2 separate regions of the Homo sapiens genome follow, and region 1 is linked to region 2. Evidence: chromatin contacts called from ENCODE Hi-C data. All regions are on one chromosome and are shown on one strand. The core of a region is the stretch at or near the end of the contact, and the rest is flanking DNA. Distances in the headings are between cores, read along the strand shown. Region 1 overlaps LINC02937 (long intergenic non-protein coding RNA 2937). Region 2 has its middle 12 kb from the start of LINC02957.

Region 1 (4,145 bases), core at 457-2,956, 160 kb after region 2:
GTGGGATCACTTAGCCATGAGTAACTCAAATGGGTGGTTACAATTCAGCATTACATAGCATCTTAACAAAGAATAATAAATTTGTAGAGAAGTGATAAGACCAAAGAAAAGGACTTTGAGCTTCTAAGGACAGCAAATTGTAGGAAGACAAACATAGGGGGAAGCTAGGGGATGATAAGGACTAGTTTGAAAGATTTGTGATATAGATTCCTTTGGTGTCATCCCAGCCTGATGAGTCTAGAGTTGTCTCCCATGATTAAGAATCTCCCTGCTCTTCTTGGTAGAGAAAAGGAGGAAAGAGGGTTTGTCCTGCGTTGTTGTTTTACATTGCTTTCAGCTCAAAATAATCCTTAAGCCAGAGTAGCATATTTTGGGGCAGCACACTCTGAACCTCTCAGCATTCCGCAGTGTGGTGGGGGGAAAAGAGGCTGGAGGACAGACATTAGTGTGGCCACCACTGGCATCTCTTAAGACATGATGTTGGCCCAAGCTGGGGTGGGGTTGGGGTTGACAAGAGAGGTGGTTGCTACCAAGGCAGTAGCAATGATGACATCTGGTGAATAGTTGGATGTGGCACATTAATGGAGATGGAAGAGCCTAGATTTAGGCTTAGGCAACTTGACGGAGAACCCAGGAGGGAAGCAGGATGGCAGAACGGAGATGGGGCCCAGGGTCAGCCCCGGGGGGCATCCAAGGGACACCATGTGGCTGCTGGACCTGCAGGTCTAGCCCTCCTGAGAAAGGCAGGCCTGGGGCAGGAGGAAGATGGAGATCATCAGCTCTCATCACCAGGATCACGAGGCAAAGCAAGGAGCCCTGAGAACCCAGCATTTCAGGAGTAAATGAGAAATAAAAACTTACTGATTGTATGAACTAGGAAGAAGAAACCCAAGAGATAGTGACATCGGAGAAAGTGAAAGAAAAGAGCATCTCAAGGTGCATGATGAAATATGCATTTGGATACAGTATGCACGCACTGCATAGTATGAACATTGATAAGTACAATGATGGAGAAAGCAGGAAAAAAAGCAAGGACAAAAAAACCTTAGCATTAGCCTGGCCAACATGGCGAAACCCTGTCTCTACTAAAAATACAAAACTTAGCTGGGCATGGTGGCACATGCCTGTAATCCCAGCTACTCAGGAGGCTGAGGCAGGAGAATCGCTTGAACCAGGAGGAGGTTGCAGTGAGCTGAGATAGCGCCACTGCACTCCAGCCTCAGGGACAGAGTGAGACTCCATCTCAAAAAAAACAAAAACAAAAAACAAAACAAACAAACAAAAAAACCTTAGCATTATGCACTCTTTCATTAAAATTTATTTTTATTTCATTTTTTAAAATGTCAGTCACATCTTATTAAATTAAGTCCATGACCATTAAGGGGTCCCAATCCACACTGTGGAAAATGCCCCGGCCTGTGCTCAAACCACCAGCTCAGCCTGCGCATACCAAGGGCCTCGCACCCTGGTGCACTGCCCTCACAGTGTGAAACAGCAGATGGGGCAGAGTTCTCTGGCTGGGCCCAATTGGGCAAAAGAAGGGAAGATGCAGAGATGAGAGGCAGAAAGAGGATGTGCCTGAAGCTGAGGGCTCACTTGATTAAGTTGCTTACTTTTCATCTCATACTTCTAGTTGATCTAAAAATCCGCATAGCTAAACGCCACGTAGCTGAGCAGTACTCACTAAACTCCCACTGACTTCCTTACACTGGCTCTGACTATAGGTCACTATAGTAACCAGCACTTAGAGTTGTTTTTCAGGAACTATGGGCAGTACTTGTCCAGTTCAAGCTCATTGAGTCCACCAGCCCTTCAGCTGAACCTGTGTGGGTGTCCAAAGAGTGACCTTTTGACGTCAGAGGGCTAAAATCTCCACCCTTAGATCAGGTTAGTGCCACCCTTTTCTGCATGTGTCCGGTGAAGAACCGTGCAGCCCCACCAGGCTTGCATGAACTCCCATTACCTCCCCCTTCACCTCAAGACCACTTGGGTTTCTAGCCCATAAGTACCCTCACGTCCTATTTTTAGAGAGGCAAATTTGAGACCTGTCCTCCCGCCTCCTCTCTTGACTGCCTCGTGAATAAACTCCTACTCTTTTGCAAAATCCATAAGTCACAGTGATCGGCTTACTGTGACATGCCCACAGGGGCAGCAGCCGTGTAGGAACAGTGACCTGCATGCAGGCTGTGCCCCTAAGTGCAGGGACAGCTCCGTGTTGTCCCTCCTGCTGAGATCCTCAGGTTGTTCTGTTTCACCTGCACCAGTGCCCCTCAAGTGTGCCTGAGCTCATAGCACTTTGCTGCCATGAGGCCCCCCAAATTCACCTGGAGAGCCTGTCCTAACTTCAAATCCTGGGGTGGGTGGTCCCTCTGTCCACAAGAGCCCCGACTTCTTTTACACCTCGGTAGCACCCACCTAGGCCCAGGCACCAGCTCAAGGCTGGGAGAGGAGGCAGCTTTGCCAACCTCACTACAGAAAAAACAAAAACTAACAAAAGAAGCCTGTGTACTCCCTAACCCCAGGCAAAGGCCCCTCCTGAGCATCCATTCATATAGCCACAGGGAAGGCTTAGCTGCTTCTTTGCATCTGCCTTTCTGGGCTGTTTGTTTGTTTGTTTGTTTGTTTGCTTGCTTGCTTGCTTGCTTGCTTGTTTTTAATCTCATTGAGATTTTATGAGGAATTAGCTACAGTCCTCTGCTCTACCAGCTGAGCTATTGAAGGGACATCATTGAGCTTTTAAATGATCCGTAAGAAAGTTTTGGAGAAATTGAAGAGCAGCATGTAAACTTATATACTGGCTAACTTGTTAATGCATTCACACACACACACACACACACACACACACACACACACACATTATGTGGAAATGAGAACAAGCAATTGGGGAACATATTTCAGCAACTCTTCTTCCAGGTACAGAATTGCTCATCATGCAAGAGATGAATCATCAAGAAGCAGAAACTATCACAGTTTTCAGTTAAACTTTCTTGCACTCTCTGCACTCTGCAAAGGTAAATGTGTTCTAAGTTTACATGTGAAAGTATTCATGGGGCTTCTAGGATATGTTTCAGTAAAATAGTAAAAATCTGCTTTCTCTCTCTCCCTCTCTCTCTCTCCTTCTCGGGTTCATTCAGGAAGGAACAACTGATCCAACTAAAAAGAAACTAAGGAGGGCTTCCTGGAGAAAGGGGCACTTAGGTTGAGATTTGGAGAATCATCTTCAAATGGGGGAAGCATTTCAGGCTTTGAGTAAACATGAGAAGATAGGAAGGTTCGGGACTCCTTTGGGAAGACTGAAGAGTCCAGGGGATTATAGAGTAGGGTCTTGCGCAGTGTGTGCTGGGTGGGCAGGAAGATGGTTCAGCTGGAATATAGATGATGCTTCCACTGCAGTCAGTCAGGAGGATCAGGAGGAGCAGTCGGGGGTTTTCCCAAAAGGCAGTAACATGATCCATTGTATTATAGAAACAGGTTCGTGGCTGGAACTAAGGTGGGAGAACCTGAGTTTGGGAAGTCAAGGTTTGTAAAACAGTGCAGACCAGAGTAAAGGGGCTCTGTCTCACCAGGGGATCACCCCAGCAGGAGGGCCCCTGCCTGTGCCTGAAGCCACTCAGCCCTTTAAAAGCTGCCCCTAGGGACACCCCTTTACCAGAGAGGAGAACCAGAACACACAGAAAATAAGGTCCCCATCTGACCCCAGCAAAACATGATGTCCGAAAGACCGTTGCATCTGAGAGTAATTGTCATGTAGCATTTCTGTTTCCTGTATCCGGATACAAAAATAATGAATGAGGGGAAGCAGGCAAAGGAGACAAGCGTTCCCACCACGAAATCCTTGCACTTCAGTCCTTTTGTTAACCTTGGTGGAGTAGCACTCAACAGAAAATAACTAAACTCACCTATTTTTACTTTAGTAGCTATAAAATTTTCATTTCAAATGATAAATTCTGCTCTTTGGTTTAAACACAAAGTTTGCATACACTAATGTTTCCTTAAAATCAAACACCAAAGAGTGACCTTACATCTCTCACTCCCCTGTGCCATGTGTCTCCAAAGATGGCCCCAAGAACCCCAAATCCTTGTAACTGCCCTTCTGCAGTCATCCCTGAAGGGAGTCAGAGCATGCCACCCCAGAATATACCACT
Region 2 (3,933 bases), core at 644-3,143:
GCAGGGATGGAGCCATTGTTGGGCTCCTACTTCTCTCTCCACCCCCTGGTGGCTTTCAGGAGACATATCCTGAGTAGGACCCTTTCAGAGGCCCTGCCCTCCCACGGGACACATTCAGGATGCTCCCACACCCCTGGCTGTCATTGCACCATGTCCACACTGGAGCTGACATCTGCAAGGGCATCCGGCCAGCCAGGCCTTCCCCTGGGTACTCTGAAGTCAAGTTGGCCATAGGATGCCAGCAGGAACACCACCATCTTCATATACTTATATATACATGTATACACACACATATACATACATGTACAAACACACAGATACACTCACCTATATATACATGTTTTTGATAGAAACTCAGCTTCTCTGGGCACCAAAAGCAATCATGCTGAATGGAATTGGACATAGGCAAAATTGTGAAGAATAATAAGGCCTCCTCGTATTTTCCTCTCATTTCCCATTCAGCACATAGTGTTATTTGATGTAGGCTGAGCATCAAATCGCATCATGGGCAGGGAATGCAGGTATGGGAGGACTCCTGGATGGACTGGACCAGGTATTCCTCCAGCCCTCCCACCCCATTCTTCTGTGCAGGGTGCTTACCAATGCACCACCCCTGGCATTTATAAAAGCAAACAGTGTGTTCTGGCTAGAATCCTCCCCTTCTCTGTTTAGCCACATGCTTCTCCCCTCCCTTGCTTTGCCTTCAGGAGTCAGTGCAGGCTGACCGCCTGTGCCCAGATGCAGCACTCAGTCTGTCTAAGGTTCCAAGGCTGACTGCACTTCCTCCCTCCTCCCAGCCTGTTGCCCTTCATGCCTTTCCCTGGGCTACCTCCCACCTCCACCCTCCCAAGAAAAACTACCTCCCTCCTTACACACTGACGACAGGTAGTGGCTTCAAGTTGTCCTCATCTTATAATATATATGTAATATATACTTGAAACTTTCCATAGCCAAACCCAGGAAATTCTGGTACTAATGGGTACCCATGAAATCCAGAAGAAGGGACTATTTGTGGGAAAGTGAGCCTTTTGGTCCCCAGTGCTATCCGTTCTCTCTTTTGATATGTGTAATTGCTGTTTTAATGTCATACAGTTAAAATGAGCATGCACAAAGTAAAATGTCATCAAAATCCTCCCATGAAGTGGCTCCCTGCAGCTCATGGACTTAAAGGTGAAAATACACACTTACTCGTCTCCAAAGCCAGTTGTTAGGAATCTTTCTTAGAGATCCCATTTTCATAGGAATTCCAGAATCTCATTTATTTATAGCTGTCCTGCATCAACAATGAATACATTGAATACAACTGGAAGTGCCAATTCCTTCCTGAGTTTAAAATTTATACTGGTGTCTAGTAAATGGCTCTCAGAGAACTTCCTTGGGTTCCAATCATTAAGGGGTGCCAATGAATCATCCAAGATCAAGAAAGAGAGAAAACACTACTGCTACACCTCCTTTTAGAAACAGCATGGGGGGGCCAGGCACGGTGGCTCACGCCTGTAATCCCAGCACTTTGGGAGGCCGAGGCCAGCGGGTCACCTGAGGTCAGGAGTTCCAGACGAGCCAGGGCAACATGGTGAAACCCCGTTTCTACTAAAAATACAAAACTTAGCCAGGCATGGTGGTGCATGCCTGTAATCCCAGCTACTTGGGAAGCTGAGGGAGGAGAATCACTTCAACCCGGGAGGCAGAGATTGCAGTGAGCTGAGATCATGCGACTGTACTCCAGGCTGGGTGACAGAGCGAGACACCATCTCAAAAAAAAAAAAAAAAGAACATGGGGTTTCATCTGGAAGGATGGTTCTTGTCAGCGGATGTGGGAGCCATGTGAGTGTAGAGAGGAATGGAGAGTGAGGATGTAGAGCTCGTACGTGCTCCACACCTACCAGTGTGAGGCCAAGCAGCCCTGCTCTAGACCTCACAGTAGGAGGAGCTGTGGGTCCAGCAGAGGGTTCCTTTCCCTGCCGTCCCCGGAGATCTGAACCTTTCTCTAGATAGTCATACATACTGGACAAATAGGGCAAGATCTTCTACTACGAAGATGTATGTGGTCCAACACATAGCCCAGATTTACGTGGCCTGTCGATGCACACACTAACCCTTGCTGCTATTAGCTCTCCTCCCTAATAGGTAAGAGCACTGATTTTTCCTTAAGCGTGCTATTCTGGAAAAATCTACATGATGCCTGCTCTGGTCTGGCCATGTGACAGTTCTTCCAGAGGGACTTATATGTTCCTGTGGGTTCTGGGACTGGAAACACCTTATCTTGGGAGATGTCTCACACTTAAGTTGAGCAAATGATTTCCCTTCTCGGCTTTTTCACGGTGGATTCACAGGCACATGGTTTCTGTCTGAATGTGTAGAAAACAATTATCTCATCTCATCCACTCACTGTCCTGACTGTCAGAACCTGCCCTTACAAGTCCCAAATCCAGCTGTGTTTCTTCTTCAGTTACAAAAGGAAGTAGAAGATGATCTATTTTAAACTGCCATGGGGAAAACACAATGGGAATCAACAATTCAATTTTTCTTTAACTTTGTTAAGAGAAACTCATTTTTATCAAGCCGTATTGGGAATATAAAAGTAGAAGCTAGAAGGGAAGCAGTGTTGCCTATAATTTGTGTCTGGTCCTGAACATATGCTTTCTTATTTCTTGCACCCGTTTAACCCAGCACAAATCTTATGTATTTCCTACATCATTCATTGTTTTGTGCTTGAAAAAATATTTTTCTCTACATTCATCTTTCTCTGTGGGCTTCCTATTCCTTGACACTCTTTTTGACATCAGAGTCAACTTCCTCCTCAACCTGTCCAAATATTCTCTGACTTATTATTGAATGACTGCATTGGCACTCACCAGATTAGAGTAATTTCCAAGCTAATAATTACACTGGGCAGAGCCACAGACACACACAATCTCACACACACACTCACACACACACACACACACGTGTCTCCAGGCATCCCCTGCAGCCTTTGGCTTCACACATACCACATCATAATGCTGCTGGGAATGGGGAGGTTCCTCCGCTAGGTCCATCGAAGCACCCAGATTAAAATATGGTGACCATTTTATTATTTTATCAGACCAGAAAGGAGAAGCCACGGCCCTTAAAATATAGGTGCCCTTAAAGGAAAATTGAATGAATAATTTTAAGCTGAATACGAGTGTGGAAATCCAAGTTACATGATAACCGCTGGCCTGATGTTCTCATGGCACAGTCTTGATTAATACTTTTTAGCCTACTGCTATATGTTTACTGAACCCCTCAGGACAACTTTAATTGGTTCTGAAAAAGCCTGAATATGCCACATTATTCTAGAAGATGACAGTAACAGGTTGGGTGACCTGTGAAGCAGATTCGCAATCAAAATGAATGATTGTTTGTATTTTAAGCCTCTGAGTCTGGGTGTTTGTTATGCAGAAGTACTGAGGTCTGGGACATCCCTGTGAGCTCCCCATCTTCCTATTCCAGCAGGGTATTTTCTGTTAGCCCAATCCTGTTTCTTTCTTAGGCCATCAACCTCCACAAGATCACAGAGCACAGTGAGAGATAATCTATGTTATACACCCAGGAGGTCCAAAAATTTGGTTCCAAAACTTCCTACTAATGTAGAAAAGCATAAGGAACCTTGGCTCCATATAACCATCAATTTAATGCACATTTCAAAATAATTTCAAATGGTAATTTCAAAATAATATATACCAATATTTTTAATATATTACTATGATATATTATGTACTAATATGTTAATAATTAATATAAATGATAACAACATTTAATATGGAAACTTCCCCTGAAGCTCATGACAGAAAATCATACTAGTCCTTGTCTCCTGGCAGGAAATAAGGAAATAAATGTAGAGTATCTAGATTGAATCTGAACCAAGTATAATATATCACGCAACTGCTGGCATCTGATGCATATGTTGGC

Evidence for each region. A loop is a pair of places that touch in the nucleus more often than their neighbours do. Pooled maps may share reads with other maps.
Region 1: a loop to region 2 is called in a pooled map, with 5 times the contacts of the local background. The contact joins two enhancer-like sites. A Hi-C loop is called at or near these places in 3 of 37 single-sample maps with no recorded cell type and 7 of 50 pooled maps.

What each region holds. Positions count from the first base shown.
Region 1 is chr9:91,144,990-91,149,134 of GRCh38, forward strand. The region is part of intron 1 of LINC02937 (long intergenic non-protein coding RNA 2937); the gene reads right to left. The region is part of intron 2 of LINC00484 (long intergenic non-protein coding RNA 484); the gene reads left to right. Among named protein-coding and RNA genes, the nearest start is that of LINC02937, 16 kb to the right of the region's middle. RefSeq lists enhancers at 1,772-2,339, 2,747-2,866. Within about 2 kb of position 1,707, at least 3 of the 41 ENCODE cell types and tissues checked have a DNase peak (open chromatin) inside an H3K27ac peak, as active enhancers do.
Region 2 is chr9:90,983,483-90,987,415 of GRCh38, forward strand. No RefSeq gene overlaps it. Among named protein-coding and RNA genes, the nearest start is that of LINC02957, 12 kb to the right of the region's middle. Within about 2 kb of position 1,894, at least 2 of the 41 ENCODE cell types and tissues checked have a DNase peak (open chromatin) inside an H3K27ac peak, as active enhancers do.